Linked DNA regions of Mus musculus: region 2 is linked to region 1. A link is a loop called in an ENCODE intact Hi-C map of the cell type or tissue named here. Cell type or tissue: left cerebral cortex. All regions are shown on one strand. Links, peaks and the distances in the headings refer to the core of each region. The heading gives the core; the rest is flanking DNA.

The links. Peaks named below come from ENCODE experiments on the same cell type or tissue, not always from the same donor. Only the 100,000 strongest peaks of a DNase experiment are listed, where the experiment ranks them.
Region 2: it touches region 1 in a loop (5-fold over the local background); 8 of 42 quality-filtered maps call a loop at or near these places.

What each region holds. Positions count from the first base shown.
Region 1 is chr7:60,279,912-60,289,893 of GRCm38, forward strand. The region is part of intron 3 of Snhg14 (small nucleolar RNA host gene 14); the gene reads right to left. It also overlaps a transcript of Snrpn not described here and the pseudogene Gm18129. Among named protein-coding and RNA genes, the nearest start is that of Snhg14, 170 kb to the right of the region's middle. In left cerebral cortex, for the core only: no CTCF peak of the experiment used is centred there; no DNase peak of the experiment used is centred there.
Region 2 is chr7:60,651,749-60,661,730 of GRCm38, forward strand. No RefSeq gene overlaps it. Among named protein-coding and RNA genes, the nearest start is that of Snhg14, 210 kb to the left of the region's middle. In left cerebral cortex, for the core only: no CTCF peak of the experiment used is centred there; a DNase peak (open chromatin) is centred at 4,076.

The DNA.
Region 1 (9,982 bases), core at 684-8,683:
TCACTGCAATGAGAGGCCCATTGGACTTGCAAACTTTATATGCCCCAGTACAGGGGAATGCCAGGGCCAAAAACGGGGAGTGGGTGGGTAGGGGAGTGGGGGGGGTATGGGGGATTTTTGGTATAGCATTGGAAATGTAAATGAGCTAAATACCTAATAAAAATGGAAAAAAAAAGAAAAAGAAAAAAAAGCCCTTAGTTACCCACAAATTCCCTCTGGACAAGGCAGTTGAAGCCTTTGAAACAGACAAAAATGGAGTGGGGCTGAAAGTTATGATCAAGTGTGTCCCCAATGGCCAGAACAGCTAACTGTGAATTGATCCATGCCCTCAGCCCACTCTCCTAGCATCTAAGATCTAAATGGCTAGAAGTGGAAGCCATTAATGCAGAACTTTCTTTTCAATGTTAAAAATAATAAACTCATAAGCCAAGAGCCTTAGAAGAGTTGGGCAGAAGTAGGGAAACGTTGGGGGACCTTGTAGCCAGAATGAGATGCTTATACTGAGGAAAGTCTAGCACAGAGAGTCTTACAGATATGTCATGGGAACCCACGTTGTCTAGTACCTTCTTTGGGTGAGGAGAAGAAGCATGCCTTTGTCTATATTGCTTTGTGGTTTCCTGAGAGTAGTGTTGACTTATTAAGAAATGCTTCATTAACATGGAAGTGGTTCTAGGGCTGAACTTTTCATCATCTATTCAGAGCACAGCGTTTTTCAAGCTAAGTATCATTTATTTGAGGGGAATAAGAAAAGGAACTTAACTTCTGGATCCAGGCAAGGAACTGATCTAGAAGAATAAGACAAACCCCAGATGAAGTACACTAGCTTACATTCCCCAGATGTGGAAAGCATAAGGGCAATCAACTCTGCCCAAAGACCACCTCTGCCTCATCTCCTAATTATTCTGTCATTACATTTGCAAAGTGGAAGCCCACCATCCCAACACAGTTCATTCACGATTGGGAGCAGTACAGGTTTTTAGTAAACCAAGAGACTTTCCCCCCAAAGATCTTGTCATCCTAGCTTGCCTTGGCCATAAAAGAGAAACAGGAGGTCTTGTTTTTCCCACTCCGGATTAGAATCCTCTCGCAGAGTCACTCACAGGAAATTATCCCATTCCACTCAGTTCTGGCTATCAGACGATGCTCCCCTCTCAGCTGGGTAAAGATGGTGATATCTGTTAGATGGATTTCACAGTGTCATTTCATCATAGGGCTTTTCTTTATAAGATTTGGGTCCAAATCACACCCTTTGTTATCTTCAGATAATCAAGGAGTGCACAGTAACTGTGACTTAACTTGGGATGCAGTCTTTAATCCACCTCTTCAGCTATGAGTAAGTGGCATGAGAAAAAAAAAAAGATTCTGCTGGAGAAGATCATAGCCAAAACCTAAGCTTTCCTATACTGATTCGCATAATAAATTGTTGCTGGATACCGGGAAGAAAAGCTGTTTTGTAATAACCTTTAAGATTATGACAGATAGAGACTACTATAGCCTAACAGTTACCCCTCTACCAAGGTCTCTTAGAAGATATTGGGTACAGGGAAAAGTTTCTACTTGGATGGTGGTATGACAACCATTAAGAAACACCACTCCATTGTCCTTCTCACTGCCAGGGCTTGGACTACTCTGTGGACAAACAAGATACCCTGAGAGTCAAATGTCTTATATTGCCTAAGACAATGTGTGTTGCTTGTCATTTCACATGTATCTACTCTATGGAGGGAGGGGGACCGAGCGAGGAAAAAAGTATATTTTTGTTTTCAGGGCTTGATAGCCAGTCTGATTCTTCCCTAGTTGCCATGGAGAGAACAGGGACCTGGGGATTGCTTAGTTATTGGACCATAGATGAACATGCCATTTTAATTAATATATGACCTAAAGATTATAATTTAATCTTCACAGATTTCTGAGTAGATGTACTGCTAAAATAACTAGCTTGATAGCTGTAGAAAAACAGAACTTGTTCCTTACCCAATGGTAAGCAACCTTATTTGCTCATTAGTAAATTCATTAACTTGTTAAGACTGCCAGATTTTATACAGACTTCACAATAAATGATACACAAGTTCAGATGTAAGCTTTCACAAGTGTAACTTTATGTTATCCTTAACTAAATTCAGTTCCCAGTGACTAAAGGGTTCATATTTCTTCTCCTTGCTATGCCACTCTCCTAACATTAACCATTAGTCTTCTTATAAAATATGCTAACCCCAGTAAACATTCCAGTAAGCAATCCACCTGTATAATCACAAATTCAAATATACATTTCCCATGATTGTCATAAGGTTTTTCTGTTGCTAAACTGTATGATCAAATATCATATTTGCAAGGTCAAGAATTTGAATTTTCTTTGTTGTGGGTTAACATTGTGGCCCACATCCAGCCCAGTGCTCAGGCTCCTGGGTGATGCAAAACACAGGAAGTTTGATTGTGGACACCGCACAGGAATGCTGGGTGGGCATGGGGCTGTGAGAAGCTGCATGACCATGCTCAGCGCTTGAGGAGGCACATTCTGAGGTCCACAGGGGAACTGTCAGGAGCCAGCTCAATGTCTCCAAAGAGCTTTGAATGTTGCAGGGGTCCATGGGCAGGCTTCAGCTTGAGGCCAAATGGAAAAGGAGAGGAGGAGAGCAGGTTCTCCAGGGATGAGAGTTTCCAAGCTTGGTAAGGCAGCTGACCTGGCAGATAGTGCAGTGAATCTTCCTGTGGGAGGTTAGATGTGGCTCTTTAGAGAAAGATCTGCTCCATTGCTCCAACATGTTGGATCCTAAATGAGAAGACACTGTCCAGGGTTTTCAGGCATTTATTGGCATGGGGGAGAGTTGTGATGAGTGAAACCTTAACCCAGTTTCTAAGGGCAGGCCTGATGTTAAATATCTTTTTCAGTGTCTGAGAAGGAGAGCTTAATTGGCTAAGCCCTTCAGGATTTTAGATTCTTCATTAAAATGGAGATCTTCCTTTAGGCTATGTGATCTGTAGTCACATCTGCTACCTATGGAGGGGCTTGGGGCATTACCTTATGTGACTGATAGCCACAGAATTATGGAGAGCTGAGACCTTGTATCAGGAGCCTGGTGTCTAGTAGTGCAGCATGCAAATGGCTTCGGTCCCTTGCAGTTATCTGCTGCGTCTCCTGTGTTTAAATCTATCTCAAACAGAAAACAGGCTGCGTATCAGAGTCCTACACTTTGTATTTAAAATGTAAGCTTAATTTTTTCCTTGATATACTAAATTTGTGGATATTTAGGCTCCTAGACAAACAGAAAAAATTGCTTCTTCCTTCTTCTGCTGCATGAAGGTTTTTATCTTCTCTAAGATTATCTTAAAGACTATTCATGTTGCTAACAAATTTATCACTTTCTAAATTTATATGCTACAGGAAACCCACTCAGACTTCTCTCTCACAGACCATAAAGATTTGATCCAGATAAGAACATCTGGCAATCAGTAGCCTGAGTTCCTATTCTAGAGGGTTGGATCCTGCTCCTGGTCCTAGAATTGGGACTCATCTCACTCACAACCACCAAGACTTCAGGATTTCAAATATATACATACCTTAGGAAGAAAATTACCAAATTACTTAAATTCATTCTCAACCTATCATATATATGCACATGAGTCAGCATCTTGTCAAGTCCAGGTGTTCATTATATTCAGGACAGCTCCAGAGAAGCAAGCCACAGATGTCTCTACTACTGAACCTGTTCCTTCTTATATAGCCACAGATGGTTCTATACACCCTGGACATCAAGGAATCAGACAAGTCTCCTAAGACTGGACCAACATTTCCATACTCACTTTCTTAGGTTTCCCAGGGATACCTTGCATCAAAGTCAGCAGGAAGTAGGTCAAGTACACAAAGACCATATTCCTACTTGACCATCATCCTTTCTTAGTTTCTCCTTTTTAATTAAACCAAAATAGGGAAACATTGGCATTTTGTTTATGCTCTGCACCACAGTTATCGGGCAAAGGCAAGGTATGCCCGACTCACTATAAAATAGTTTACTTGCCAGTCCTCAACTCTTGCTCTCTTTCTCTCTTGCTCACTCCCCTCCCCTCTTGCTCCTGCTCCTTCCTTATTCCTTATCCTTTGCTCTCTCCATTCCCCTCCATCTTCACTTTTCATGTGCTCATGGCCAGTCTTTCTGCCTTTAATTCTCTCTCTCTCTCTCTCTCTCTCTCTCTCTCTCTCTCTCTCTCTCTCTCTCTCTCTCTCTCTTTCTCTCCCTTTCCCTGCCTCTACTCCCTCAACTCCAGTTCCCATGCCCTGATTAAACTCTATTCTATACTATACCATCATTGTGCTGGTACCTCAGTGTCTAGTGATGCGTCTGCATGGACCCACAGAGGCAAATCCTTTCCCCACAGCATACTGTACCTACAACAAATATATTCTTGGCTTCTATTCCTTTTTATAAAACAGTACAGAAGTCACCCGCAGTTCAATCTTGCCTCAGAAACTTTACCTATACATTTGCATTGGATACGTTCTAAATTTCTTTGGGTTATACTTCAATCCTCAGAGAATGCTTCTGCATTATCCTCTTCTACGAAATTTTCCTATTATGGGAATACCAACTTCTGTAAGAAAAAATAACAACAGACCACTCTATATAAGTAAACAAATTGATATTTTCTGTAAAGAATGATGTATTAATCCTATAAAAGTCATTCCTTTAGATAAAGATCAGAGAACATTTGAAAAGTAATATTAAATCAGCAGTTCCTAAAATTTAGAAATGGAGGACACCAAAGGATATTCTACCATTTTCTTTTTATGTATTTATTTTTTTATAATTCATAAAATTTTACTAAAGTTGATATATGTTCATGAGATCAAAACCATTTTCTTGCAGAACACCATGTATTGCCTTTAGATAGCTTTCTGTAATTTAAATAATTTGAAAATTGGAAATGGATTTGGCTGAAAAAATATTGGTAGGGTTTCTGTGTCTGTCATTGCAGATGGATGCAATGACAGACTACTTAAGCAAATGTCTACCTAGTTGTTTAAGTTAAGGCCATGCAATGAAAGGAAGGTGCTATTCTATTAAATAAAGAAAACCCTATTTTACCTGATTATTACTTTGTGATGATGCTATTTGCTTAGACCTTTGTACCTCTTCTCAGTGCTTTTATACATGTATACTAGTCTTATGATCCTTAATCTTCATTTATTCAATTGATAGATTGGATGTGTCCAGAATCTATTAAATCTATTAATGACTCTCTTTATGATTGGCCCTTGCTCCTAGAATGTATTCTTTCATTCATTTAGACCAGATACTGTATGTCAGTTTCATTTGGAATTTTGTCATGTCCTAATTGTGTAGGAAGTGATAATATTTGCAGTTCTATTAATAGCAAATACAGGTTTATATTATTTTTTTAAATTTTTAATTAGGTATTTTCTTCATTTACGTTTCAAATGCTATCCCAAAAGTTCCCTACACCCTCCCCCCGCCATGCTCCCCTACCCACTCACTCCCACTTCTTGGCCTTGGCATTCCCCATATTGGGGCAGAAAACAGGCTTATATTCTTTGACATAGTTGAAGTACTCTTTTCAAGCTGTTGTCTTTTTTTAAATCAACTTAATAAATAATGTATTGTACATACTCTGAAAACATATTCTTGTTGGCTGAATATTATACAGAGATATTTTGTTATTTTATTCTTATTTATTATGTTCATAATTTGCTAGTTTATATGATACTCAGAAATCACATGGCAAACATATTCATTCCACTTGAATCAAAAAGAGTGTGGATATACTGTTATTACCCTACTGCCCTTTTCAACCACTTTCATCAGTCCTGCAGATCCTGAAGTGTATAGGTTACATTATCTTCACCCACTCATCTTACTTGCCCACTGAATTCACTGGGAACCCCAAGCTTCACTGAGCAGTTTGGTATCCCTGATGGACCTCCACACTCCTGCCATTTCTCCATCCACCTTCATCAGACCAAGAGATCATGAACCATTCAAACCTGGTGATCAGGAAACATACACCCATGGATACACATCAGAGGACTGCCACACCAGGACTAGAGAGGTTAAGCTCAATCCCCATACCTAATACAACAGGACTAACCAGTGATGAAAGCCATTCAGATGGCTAAACACCCTCAGAACACAGAGAACAAGACAAAGGTAATATAAAGCCTTCAGAGCACAACCAACTTTCTACAGCAAGCCCTGGAAATCCTAACTCAAATGAAGCACAAGAAAATCACCATAAAGCCAATCTTATTAATGTGATAGAGGTCTTTAAAGACAAAAATAAAACAATCTCTTAAAAAAAAACAGAAAAATAAAATAAAACAGGTACAGATCCTTAAAGGTGAAACAAACAAATCCCTTAAAGTTATACAGGAAAATACAATTAAACCAGTTAACAAAATAAGTAAGACTGTGAATGACCTGAAACTGGACATAGAAACAGTAAAGAAAAGAAAAACTGAGGGAACCTTTGAGATGGAAAACATAGGTAAGTGAATAGGAACAACATATGCAAGAGTCACAAACAGATTACTGGATACAGAAGAAAGAATCTTAGGCATACAAGATAGAATGTAAGAAAATGATACATCAGTCAAAAATTGTTAAATCTAAAAAAAAAATTCTTGGCACAAAATATTCAGTGAATCAGGGATACCATGAAAAGTCATAGCATTAGAGTGGTAGGAAAAAAGAGAAAGACACTACTTCAGAGTAAGATGTGGGGCAATTTTTTCCAAGTGAGTGGACTCAAGAAGCAAGCTAAAGTAGCCATTCTAATATATATTAGAATATACCTTCAACCAAAATTAATCAAAAGAAGCCTGGCAGCACTCTTCATAACACATAAAAAGGAAAGATCTAACAAGATGATATCTCAATTTATAACATCTATGCTCCAAACAGAAATGGCATCCACATTTGTAAAAGAAGCATTGCTAAAAATGAAAGCACACATTGAACTCCACACTTCAATAGTGGGAGACTCCAGCTCTCCACTGAAATAGAATTTTCTGGTTGTGTCATGTGATGAAGGTTCAGGTGATATTTTGCTGAAGCAGACTCATGTGAAGTTATGCTGATGCAGAGTCATGTGATTTTTGCCTGAAGAAATATACATGAGAGGACATGTTATATTTGGAAAAAGTATAAGTAGTACCCAATTGACAGGAATAGGTCACACCCATAGTTATCCTTGCAACCTTTCCTTGATATTGTGTTTCACTTGTATTGATTTGTAGAGTGAAGTTTAGCAGAGAACTTCTCCTTGCCTTCCATCTGGTTCTGGTGGCTTCAACTGACTCATGATTTAGCTGAAGCCTTACAGTTTCTGCTGTTTCTGTATGGTGCTGCTGCTGCTAACTCATCTTTGGTGACACATTTGAACTAGACTGTTAGTAACCTGATAACAGAGGTTGGAATGGCCCTCAGAGAACTGCTTCTAAACAAGCCCTCATGCCCTAGAAGTATGTAACATCTTTTCTTCCCTAACTTTGGATTTTGGGCTAGAAGGGGGCTCAATGTGTTTTAGAAATCTTGTTAAAGTAGGTTTTGCAAAATCTAAGCCTATGTCTCACTTTAATCAATAGGTCATCTGATTGGTACAACATGGTTTCATACATGGTTGCATGATTCACTTTCAGCTGTGAGAACTCTGTAAACCGGAATAATGTTTCTCTGGGTTTCAGGTGGACAGATGACATTGTCCTTTCTTCTATGCTTATCTCTTTCCCCTTTTTCAATACAATAATTGTTCTCAAATACAACTTAGGTAAAAATTTCTGAGAAAGGGATTGATGACACTACTAGAGAAGGAAAAGGTTTTTATATCTATAGAAACAAATTGCTCAGCCCCTGGCCATTCCTGCAGTCATCCCAAGCATAATGGGAAGAAAGGTTCTATATGTGGAGACTGACTTCATTTACTGTGTTTTTTGGGAAAAACCACAGATTGTTCCAGCCCTGAGTCAGCGCTGGATGTCCTGACCTCAAGATGTACCCTGATCCACCAAGTACCTGCTTCCCCATGTAGTCGCCAAAAGAAAAATTTTCGCTGCCCCATCCCTCCTGCTGAGGTGCATTTCCATTGCCCCATCCCTCCTGCTGAGTTGCATTTCCACTGCCCCATTACTCCTGCTGAGAATTTTTCCCCTTTTGTTTGTGCATTTAAAGGTTGAGCCTTTTTAATACAGTGGGACCTTGATGCCACTCAGAATGTTTCCCTGTCATTCTTGCATTTGGTCTTCATCTCTCTTTATCCCCCCATGTTGTTCTTAGGAGAATGTCTCCTCGAGACCCTCGAATAACTGGACCTGCTGGACGGGTCAAGTGGCACCAGAAGGGGGGCACGAGGTACGGCCAACCTCCGGAAAATGGATTAGAGAAGTACCACACAGACAGTGAGACAGTTCCCAGCCACTTCGCTTTAGTGTTGTGGACATCGAGAGGTAAGCCTGTGCATTCAGTTGTTGTCCCATTCACCATGGGGAATGTTCTGTCCAAAGAGACAGTTTATATTCAAGAGATGAAGGGGTCTTTTTAGGAGAGAGGGATAAGAGTTAAGAAAAAGGATTTAATAATTTTTTTTGTTTGTTTGGTGGGTGAGAGATGTCCATGGCTGGCATTGAATGGCCCTGAAATAGGCAAAGATATCAATACTTTAATAAAACAAGGAGAAGATATCCCTGAGTCCTTTTTTAGCTATTGGGGAATCGTCAGAGATCTCCTTAAACAGGCAGAAGAGGGTGGAGAAGACATTGCCTCCTAGTCCTTACTGAAGAATTTTTAGAAAACTCCCAATTGCTGAATCACAAAAGCGAAACTAAGCCACTGGTGAATCTTCAGTTTTGGCCATCATCGATTATAGATGCCCCAGTCCCTAAGGACTCCCTGCCTCTCCCTCTTTCTCCCCAAATTAGATTAGATTCTAGAAAAGCGGCTACTGCTCAACCCCCTGTTAGACCAAAAAGAATTTACCCCATTTTGTATAAGGAGTTGTCAGATGAACCCCTCAATCCTGCCTCAGAGACAGAATTGGATGAGGAAGCCTTTAAATATGAACGAGACCACTATGGTTCCAGGCTCCGTGCCTATCTTACCATCGAGCCCTTCAATTTCCACCCTCCTCCTTATTTGCCCCCCTCTCCCCCTAATCCTCAGCCTAATCCTCGGCCTGTATTGCTGGCCCCTTCATCCATTCAGCGATTACTTCAAACTAAAAGAGAACTTCAGACTCAGATCACCAATCTTAAAGATGTTCTAGTGCTTCAAAAGGAGCTACAAGACGTCAGTCTAGAGATTCAGAGTCTACAAAAAGCCCTCATGGGGAACCTTCAAGGTCCCATCTCTAAAAATCCTCAAACTGGTCGCAAAGGTCCCTCTCAGAAACAAATAAATAAAGGAGAAAAAAACTTGCTACAGATGCAACCAACCTGGATATTTTGCTAGAGGATGCCCTACACAAAGACAGAGAACCCCACTCTCAACTATGCCTGTTACCCAACAACCCCCCCCCACGGTCTTTGCCCTAAGTACAAGAGAGGCCTCCATTGGGCAAAGATTGCAGATCTAAGTTTGATATCAACAGCCACCCACTCCCTGCGGTCCACTGAAATGGCCAGAGGGCCCCCCTGCAGGGCACGTCTCCCCTGATGACAACTGTAGACAACCCCCTAACCCCCACGGGAGATTGTGTAGGGCCACGGCAGGGAACAAAGGATTGGACCTGTGTTCCTCCACTACCTGGATTATAACTCCTGAGGAGGGAACTGTGGTCATCGAAACAAGTGAACTTGGACCCCCTCCCCAAAAGAAGTTTCTTGTCATCGGCTGAGTGTCCAGAGTTTTACAAGGCCTAACATTGACTCCTACAGTGGTTGATACCGACAACCATGGAGAGTTAAAAATCTTAGTCACAGTCACACAGGGACCACTTCCCTTAGGGCTGGAGAGCACATAGCCCAAGCCCTACCACT
Region 2 (9,982 bases), core at 852-8,851, 370 kb after region 1:
TCTACTACTGAACCTGTTCCTTCCTATATAGCCACAGATGGTTCTATACACCCTGGACATCAAGGAATCAGACAAGTCTCCTAAGACTGGACCAACATTCCCATACTCACTTTCTTAGTTTTCCCAGGGATACCTTGCATCAAAGTCAGCAGGAAGTAGGGCAAGTACACAAAGACCATATTCCTACTTGACCATCACCCTTTCCTAGTTTCTCTTTTTTAATTAAACCAAAATAGGGAAACGTTGGCATTTTGTTCATGCTCTGCACCACAGTTATCTGGCAAAGGCAAAGTATGCCCGACTCACTATAAAATGTTTTACTTGCCAGTCCTCATCTCTTGCTCTCTTTCTCTCTTTCTCTCTTGCTCACTCCCCTCCCCTCTTGCTCCTGCTCCTTCCTTACCCCTCCATCCTCACTTTTCATGTGCTCATGGCCAGTCTTTCTGCCTTTAATTCATTCTCTCTCTCTCTCTTCTGTTCCCTGCCTCTACTCTGTCAACTCCAGTTCCCATGCTCTGAATAAACTCTATTCTGTACTATACCATCATTTGCCTCAGTGTCTCGTGATGCCTCTGTATGGACCCATAGAGGTAACTCCTTCCCCAACACCATACTGTACCTACAACAAATATATTCTTGGCTTCTATTCTATTTTTGTAAAACAGAACAGAAGTCACCCGCAGTTCAATCTTGCCTCAGAAACTTTACCTATACAGTTGCACTGGATAAATTCTAAATTTCTTTGGGTTATACCTCAATCCTCAGAGAATGCTTCTGCATTATCCTCTTCTATGAAAATTTCCTATTATGGGAATACCAACTTCTGTAAGAAAAATAACAACTGACCAGTCGATAGAAGCAAACAAATTGATATTTTCTCTAAAGAATGATGTATTGATCCTATTAAAGGCATTCCTTTAGATAAAGATTAGAGAACATTTGGAAAGTAACATTAAGATTAAATCAGCAGTTCCTAAAATTTAGAAATGGAGCACACCAAAGGATATTCTACCATTTTCTTTTTATTTATTTATTTATTTGTACAATTCTTAAAATTTTACTAAAGTTGATATATGTTCATGAGATCAAAACCATTTTCTTGCAGAACACCATGTATTGCCTTTAGATAGCTTTCTGTAATTTAAATAATTTGAAAATTGGAAATGGACTTGGCTGAAAAAATATTGGTAGGTTTCTGTGTCTGTCATTGCAGATGGATGCAATGACAGAGTACTTAAGCAAATGTCCACCTAGTTGCTTAAGTTAAGGCCATACAGTGAAAGGAAGGTGCTATTCTATAAAATAAAGAAAACCCTATTTTTCCTGATTTTTACTTTGTGATGATGCTATCTGCTTAGACCTGTGTACCTCTTCTTAGTGCTTCTATACATGTTTACTAGTCTTATGATCCTGAATCTTCATTTGTTCAATTGGTAGATTGGATGGGTCCAGAATCTTTTAAATCTATTAATGACTCTCTTTATGATTGGCCCTTGCTCCTAGAATGTATTCTTTCCTTCATTTATACCAGATACTGTATGTCAGTTTCATTTGGAATTTGATCACATCCTAATTGTGTAGGAAGTGATAATATTTGCAGTTCTATTAATAGCAAATACAGGCTTATATTATTTTTTTTAATTTTTAATTAGATATTTTCTTCATTTACATTTCAAATGCTATCCCAAAAGTTCCCTAAACCCTTTCCCTGCCATGTTCCCATACCCACTCACTCCCACTTCTTTGCCCTGGCATTCCCCTATACTATGGCAGAAAACAGGCTTATATTCTTTGACATAGTTGAAATACTCTTTTCAAGCTGCTGTCTTTTTTTTTTTTAATCAACTTAGTAAATAATGTATTGTACATACTCTGAAAACATATTCTTGTTGGCTGAGTATTATACAGAGATATTTTGGTATTTTACTCTTATTTATTATGTTCATAATTTGCTAGTTTACATGATACTCAGAAATCAGATGGCAAATAAATTCTTTACACTCAAATCAAAAAGAATGTTGATATCCTGTTGTTACCCTATTGCCCTTTTCATCCACTTTCATCAGTCTTGCAGATCCTGAAGTGTAAAGGTTATATTATCTCCACCCACTCATCTTACTTGCCCACAGAATTCACTGGGAACCCCAAGCTTCCCTGCGCAGTCTGGTATCCCTGCTGGAACTTCACACCCCTACCACTTCTCCATCCACCTTCATCAGACCAAGAGATCATGAACCATTCAAACCAGGTGATCAGCAAACATACATCCCATGGATACACATCAGAGGACTGCCACACCAGGACTAGATAGGTTAAGCTCAATTCCCATACCTAATACAATAGGACGAACCAGTGATGAAAGCCATTCAGATGGCTAAACACCCTCAGAACACAGAGAACAAGACAAAGGTAATATAAAGCCTTCAGGGCACAACCAACTTCCTACAGCAAGCCCTGGAATTCCTAACTCAAATGAAGCACAAGAAAATCACCATTAAGCCAATCTTATTAATGTGATAGAGGTCTTTAAAGACAAAAAGAAAACAATCTCTTAAAAAAACACAAAAATAAAATAAAACAGGTATAGATCCTTAAAGATGAAACAAACAGATCCCTTAAAGTTATACAGGAAAATACAATTAAAACAGTTAATGAAATAAGTAAGATTGTGAATGACCTGAAACTGGAAATAGAAACAGTAAATAAAAGAAAATCTGAGGGAACCTTTGAGATGGAAAACATAGGGAAGTGAATAGGAACAACGTATGCAAGAGTCACAAACAGATAACTGGATATAGAAGAAAGAATCTTAGGCATACAAGATAGAATGTAAGAAATTGATACATCAGTAAAAGAATTGTTAAATCTAAAAGAAATAAATCCTGGCACAAAATATTCAGTAAATCAGGGATACCACGAAAAGACATAGCATTAGAGTAAAAGAAATAGAAGAGAAAGACACTACTTCAGAGTAAGGTGTGGGACAATTTTTTCCAAGTTAGTGGACTCAAGGAGCAAGCTAAAGTAGACATTGTAATATATATATATATATATATATATATATATATATCTTCAACCAAAATTAATCAAAAGATGATGCCTGGAAGCACACTTCATAACACATAAAAGGAAAAATCTAACAAGATGATATCTCAATTTACGCTCCAAACAGAAATGGCATCCACATTTGTAAAAGAAATATTGATAAAACTGAAAGCACACATTGAACTCCACACTTCAAGAGTGGGAGACTTCAGCTCTCCACTGAATTACATTTTCTGGTTGTGTCATGTGATGCAGATTCACATGATATTTTGCTGAAGCAGACTCATGTGAGATTATGCTGATGCAGAGTCATGTGATTTTTGCCTGAAGAAATATACATGAGAGGACATGTGATATTTGGAAAAAGTATAAGTAGGACTGAATTGACAGGACTAGGTCACACCCATAGTTACCCTTGCAACCTTTCCTTGATATTGTGTTTCACTGGTATTGATTTGTAGAGTGAAGTTTAGCAGAGAACTTCTCCTTGCCTTCCATCTGGTTCTGGTGGATTCAACTGACTCATGATTTAGCTGAAGCCTTACAGTTTCTGCTGTTTTTGTATTGTGCTGCTGCTGCTAACTCATCTTTGGTGACACATTTGAACTAGACTGTTGATAACCTGATAACAGAGGTTGAAATGACCTTCAGAGAACTGCTTCTAAACAAGACCTCATGCCCTAGAACTATGTAACATCTTTTCTTCCCTAACTTTGGATTTTGGGCTAGAGGGGGGCTCAATGTGTCTTAGAAATCTTATTAAAGTATGTTTTGCAAAATCTAAGCCTATGTCTCACTTTAATCAATAGGTCATCTGATTGGTACAACATGGTTTCATACATGGTTGCATGATTCACTTTCAGCTATGAGAACTCTGGAAACTGGAATAATGTTTCTCTGGGTTTCAGGTGGACAGATGACATTGCTCTTTCTTCTGTGCTTATCTCTTGCCTTTTTCAATACAATAATTGTTCTCAAATACAACTTAGGTAAACATTTCTGGGAAAGGAATTGAGGACACCACTAGAGAAGGAAATGGCTTTGATATCTATAGGAACAAATTGCTCAGCCCCTGGCCATTTCTGCAGTCATCCCATGCATAATGGGAAGAAGGGTTCTATATGTGGAGACTGACTTCATTTACTGAGTTTTTTTTGGAAATTTTAGCCAACTCATGATGACTAAGTTGTACCAGAAAAAGGTTTTGAGAAAACTGAAATTTTACTAGTTTAGAGAATTAAAGACCTTAAGAAAAATATTTATGGGCTTAGGTTACCAAAGGCAGGGATGTCCATACAAAATACAAGGGACAAGAGAGAGGAAGAAGTAGTGGGGTCCATTGGATCATGGAGCCATGATGAGAGCCCCCATGAAGAAAAATCTCTAATAATAGCAAGTTTAATACAGAAATATGATTGGGGAATTGGAAGATCTATGTATAATACAAATGATAAAGAATTAATAGAACAGGTAGACACCCTGAATGGGCCATTGGATTAGTGAACTGACCTTCCTGGTAAGATTGGGACATATGTCTTTGCCTGTCTGGAATCTGTTGCCTTGGAAATTAGGGCACATGTTCTAAAAGATAAAATTTGGGCTTGTAAAGGTGTCCCAGGAAAGCTAGAAGATGAATTAATATTGCATACAGAAAAGAGTTTTGCATGTACTGTTGTTTTGGGAGCTATTAAGACAACACTATTATCCTGATCTCTGAATTGGGCCTCTCGCACCCCTCCCTGGAGAAGAAAAGGTCATCAAAAGCAGGCCATTGACCCACCGCTCTGAGAAAAAACACAGATTATTCCAGCCCTAAGTCAGCATTGGATGTCCTGACCTCAAGATGTACCCTGATCCACCAAGTACCTGCTTCCCCATGTAGTCGCCAAAAGAAAAATTTTCGCTGCCCCATCCCTCCTGCTGAGGTGCATCTCCATTGCCCCATCCCTCCTGCTGAGTTGCATTTCCACTGCCCCATTACTCCTGCTGAGAATTTTTCCCCTTTTGTTTGTGCATTTAAAGGTTGAGCCTTTTTAATACAGTGGGACCTTGATGCCCCTCAGAATGTTTCCCTGTCATTCTTGCATTTGGTCCTCATCTCTCTTTATCCCCCCATGTGGTTCTTAGGAGAATGTCCCCTCGAGACCCTCGAATAACTGGACCTGCTGGACGGGTCAAGTGGCACCAGAAGGGGGGCACGAGGTACGGCCAACCTCCGGAAAATGGATTAGAGATGTACCACACAGACAGTGAGACAATTCCCAGCCACTTCGCTTTAGTGTTGTGGACATCGAGAGGTAAGCCTGTGCATTCAGTTGTTGTCCCATTCACCATGGGGAATGTTCTGTCCAAAGAGACAGTTTATATTCAAGAGATGAAGGGGTCTCTTTAGGAGAGAGGGATAAGAGTTAAGAAAAAGGATTTAATAATTTTTTTTGTTTGTTTGGTGGGTGAGAGATGTCCATGGCTGGCATTGAATGGCCCTGAAATAGGCAAAGATATCAATACTTTAATAAAACAAGGAGAAGATATCCCTGAGTCCTTTTTTAGCTATTGGGGAATCGTCAGAGTTCTCCTTAAACAGGCAGAAGAGGGTGGAGAAGACATTGCCTCCTAGTCCTTACTGAAGAATTTTTAGAAAACTCCCAATTGCTGAATCACAAAAGCGAAACTAAGCCACTGGTGAATCTTCAGTTTTGGCCATCATCGATTATAGATGCCCCAGTCCCTAAGGACTCCCTGCCTCTCCCTCTTTCTCCCCAAATTAGATTAGATTCTAGAAAAGGGGCTACTGCTCAACCCCCTGTTAGACCAAAAAGAATTTACCCCATTTTGTATAAGGAGTTGTCAGATGAACCCCTCAATCCTGCCTCAGAGACAGAATTGGATGAGGAAGCCTTTAAATATGAACGAGACCACTATGGTTCCAGGCTCCGTGCCTATCTTACCATCGAGCCCTTCAATTTCCACCCTCCTCCTTATTTGCCCCCCTCTCCCCCTAATCCTCAGCCTAATCCTCGGCCTGTATTGCTGGCCCCTTCATCCATTCAGCGATTACTTCAAACTAAAAGAGAACTTCAGACTCAGATCACCAATCTTAAAGATGTTCTAGTGCTTCAAAAGGAGCTACAAGACGTCAGTCTAGAGATTCAGAGTCTACAAAAAGCCCTCATGGGGAACCTTCAAGGTCCCATCTCTAAAAATCCTCAAACTGGTCGCAAAGGTCCCTCTCAGAAACAAATAAATAAAGGAGAAAAAAAACTTGCTACAGATGCAACCAACCTGGATATTTTGCTAGAGGATGCCCTACACAAAGACAGAGAACCCCACTCTCAACTATGCCTGTTACCCAACAACCCCCCCCCCACGGTCTTTGCCCTAAGTACAAGAGAGGCCTCCATTGGGCAAAGATTGCAGATCTAAGTTTGATATCAACAGCCACCCACTCCCTGCGGTCCACTGAAATGGCCAGAGGGCCACCCTGTGGGGCCTGTCTCCTCTGATGACAACTGCAGACCACCACCTAGCCCCACGGGAGATTGTGCATGGCCAAGGCAGGGAACAAAGGATTGGGCCTGTGTCCCTCCACTACCAGGATTATAACTCCTGAGGAGTGAACAGTGGTCATCGAAACAGGTGAACTTGGACCCCCTCCCCAATAGACATTTTTTCTTGTCATCGGCTGAGTGTCCAGACTTTTACAAGGCCTAACAGTGACTCCTACAGTGGTTGACACTGACAACCATGGAGAGGTAAAAATCTTAGTCACCATCACGCAGGGACCACTTACCCTTAGGGCTGGAGAGCACATAGCCCAAGCCCTACCACTCCCACTATTTGGCCATTTCCCTTATATGAAAGAGGAGCGAGGACCATCTTCCCCAGGATCCTCAGAAGTCTACTGGGTACAGAAAATAACTGATTCACGGCCCATGCTGACTTTGTTTCTAGAAGGCAAACAGTTTCAAGGGCTCCTGGATACCAGGGCCGATGTGACAGTAATTTCCTCAACACATTGGCCTGCAGCCTGGCCCTTACAGCCCACTGCCACTCATTTAAAGGCATAGGTCAAACACAGGACACTTTACAAAACTCCAAACTGCTAACATGGTCAGACAAAGAAAACTATACTGGAACTGTTTAACCCTTTGTGGGTAAAGGTCTTCCTGTGAATCTATGGGGAAGAACTTAGAGGCTTGGAAAAGTTCTCGCCCTCTTGCCTCAGATTGTATCAAGATAACTCTGATAATAGCCTGACCTTTAAGGTTCAGCTTCTTAAAACCATCCCTAACATTCATAAAGCATCCATAGGACCTAATTCTCAATTACATCACCCTAAATCCCCAAACAATCCCAGACTTCCAGGTACCTGCCCCCCTGTTCCTGCCCCAGTGCATGCTACGACCCTATTTCATCCCACTTTCCCTGTGGGCCCCCCCCTCTTGCACTGATTTACTGTGGTCTATATTGAATGCTTCTGCTTTAGCCTTGTAGGATAAGACACAAAGTTATTGCGTCAGAATATGAATTTTTTGGATGTGGTTTTCTGCTTCCCCACACTTTTGTGAGGGCATAGCCTTATTTGGAAATTTTACCCTGCTTTCAGATGCTAGGTATCTTACCTTCAAGTCAGTTCAGCTTACCTTGACAGAACTCTCTGTGATAGGAAGTTGTGTGTTGGTCCCAGGCATGCTTCTGCCGCAGCCCTTGCTAGAGATTTGGAATAACATGTTTAGAGTAAATAAAAATGGGTTTTTTATCTTCTTGCCCCAAATGATACCTTTTTGGCATGTTCCACGGGCCTTACACGCTACATTATTATACAAGATTTTATAAATAATAGAGATTATTGTGTCTTGTTTCAGGTTTTTCCAAATTTTAGTTTTCATGAGTCAGATGACTTACTGAAGTTTTGGGATCAAGGTGCCTCCTTGCCATCCCACCACAAAAGAGAGCCTATCTTGAAGGTGATCCTTGCGGTCCTTCTTGGCCTGGGTGCTGCTGGAACTGGGACCGGGACCGGAATCGAAGCCCTTGTGTCGATTAGTTAAAGATAGCATTGCCAAGGTTACTGCCAGTTTAGAAAAAAAAAGGCAGAGAGAGAGAGAGAGAGAGAGAGAGAGAGAGAGAGAGAGAGAGAGAGAGAGAGAGAGAGAGAGAGAGAGAACAACAAGAGTCATGGTATCAAAATTGTTTTTCAATCTCCCCCTGGCTTTCGACCTTGTTGCCCTCCCTTTTGGGGCCCCTATTGGGACTCATATTATTGATTTCCTTTGGTCCTTGGGCATTTCAGAAATTTACCCGATTTATTAAATCTCAAATTGATTCATCTATTTCAAGGGCATCTGTTTCAGTTCATTACCATCGGCTGGACATTGGCCATAACAAGCAGGTTACTGGAGAAGAGTCAAATGTGGATGCCGCTTCATTACCCTAGTCTCTGGAAAGAGACTCAATTTCCATAAAATGCTTAAGTAAGTTCATTCCCCTCTCCCTAAATTCGGCCATCAGTCTCATGCCACGAATCATTTATAGATTACTGTAGTCTGTGCTTCTGACATGGTAATATACATTCTCGCCACATTGGAAACTAAACAGTCATCCCAGGCTAGACACATAGAAAAATTGGAGCTTGAAGCTGTCGCCCATGAGAGTTGTTTGACTAAGTACTACACAGAGATTGGTCTGGAAGTTGTTAGTCAGTCTCTGAGAGGCATGCCTGATTGCATGAAGGTTAAGTGCCCTAGGTAACTTCCCCCAGAAAAATGGCACAGAAGCAGGTCAGGGTTACTCTGGGTAAAAATCTGTGGGCCTGAGAGTCAATCCTGTTCATGGCCTCTAACATTGCTCACTGGGGATCAGACCTCTATCTCTACCACAGAGATTGCATCATTCCTAAATCCCTTGGCTAGCCCAGATTATACCCAACAGACTGGAATCATTAATTCAAGCCACATAGATGACTTGTCCTTGTGTCCTTCTTGGTTTTAGAGAATCACCCAGTGAACAAACAGATGTTTAGGCGGTCGTTAAAAACGTGGCTACAAATTTATTATACAATATGCCTTTATAAAAATATTAAAACGGGTGAGATGTTGGGAGTTATTAAGACAACACTATTGTCCTGATCTCTGAATTGGGCCTCCCCCCCCCGTGAAGAAAAGGGGGTCAAAAGAAGGCCACCAAACCACTGCTCTGAGAACAACCACAGATTGTTCCAGCCCTAAGTCAGCGCTGGATGTCCTGACCTCAAGATGTACCCTGTTACGACCAAGTTCCTGCTTCCCCATGTAGTTGCCAAAAGGAAAAAATCTGCTGCCCCATGACTCCTGCTGAGAAGTACTTCCCCTTTTGTTTGTGCATTTAAACCTTGAACCTTGCTAATACAATGGGACTTTGATGCCACTCAGAATGTTTCCATGTCGTTCTTGTGCTTGTTCCTCGTCTCTCTCTATCCCCCAATTTGGTTCTTAGGAGAAGGTCCCCTCGAGACCCTCAAATAACTGGACCTGCTGGACAGGTCACTGTTGAAATACATATTTGAATGAGATTAATAAAGAGATTTTGCAAATTTAAGATTAGCTAAAATATGAATATTATTTTCACTTGTGTAATATTAATGTTAATGCTGTAAGCACATGTTCATGCCCAGAAAAGCTTTGATTTGATGGCTTTTCTGGGAGTCAAATGTTAATGTATAACTTGCTTTGGCTTTTTCCAGCACTGAATTGTGACTTTGTATGTACATTGTGTGATTTGGTTGTATAGTTAGATAAGAATTTCAGGAAAATTAATTGGTTTGAAGAACATAATGACCCAGAAAATCTTTCTTTGACAGGAGCTTTAGAACACCAAGTCAGTGCCATCGTGCTTGAGATTCTGATTTGGTATGGATCCAATCTTCCTATTCTTGAGAACCCCAAAAGGGTTGAGGCTG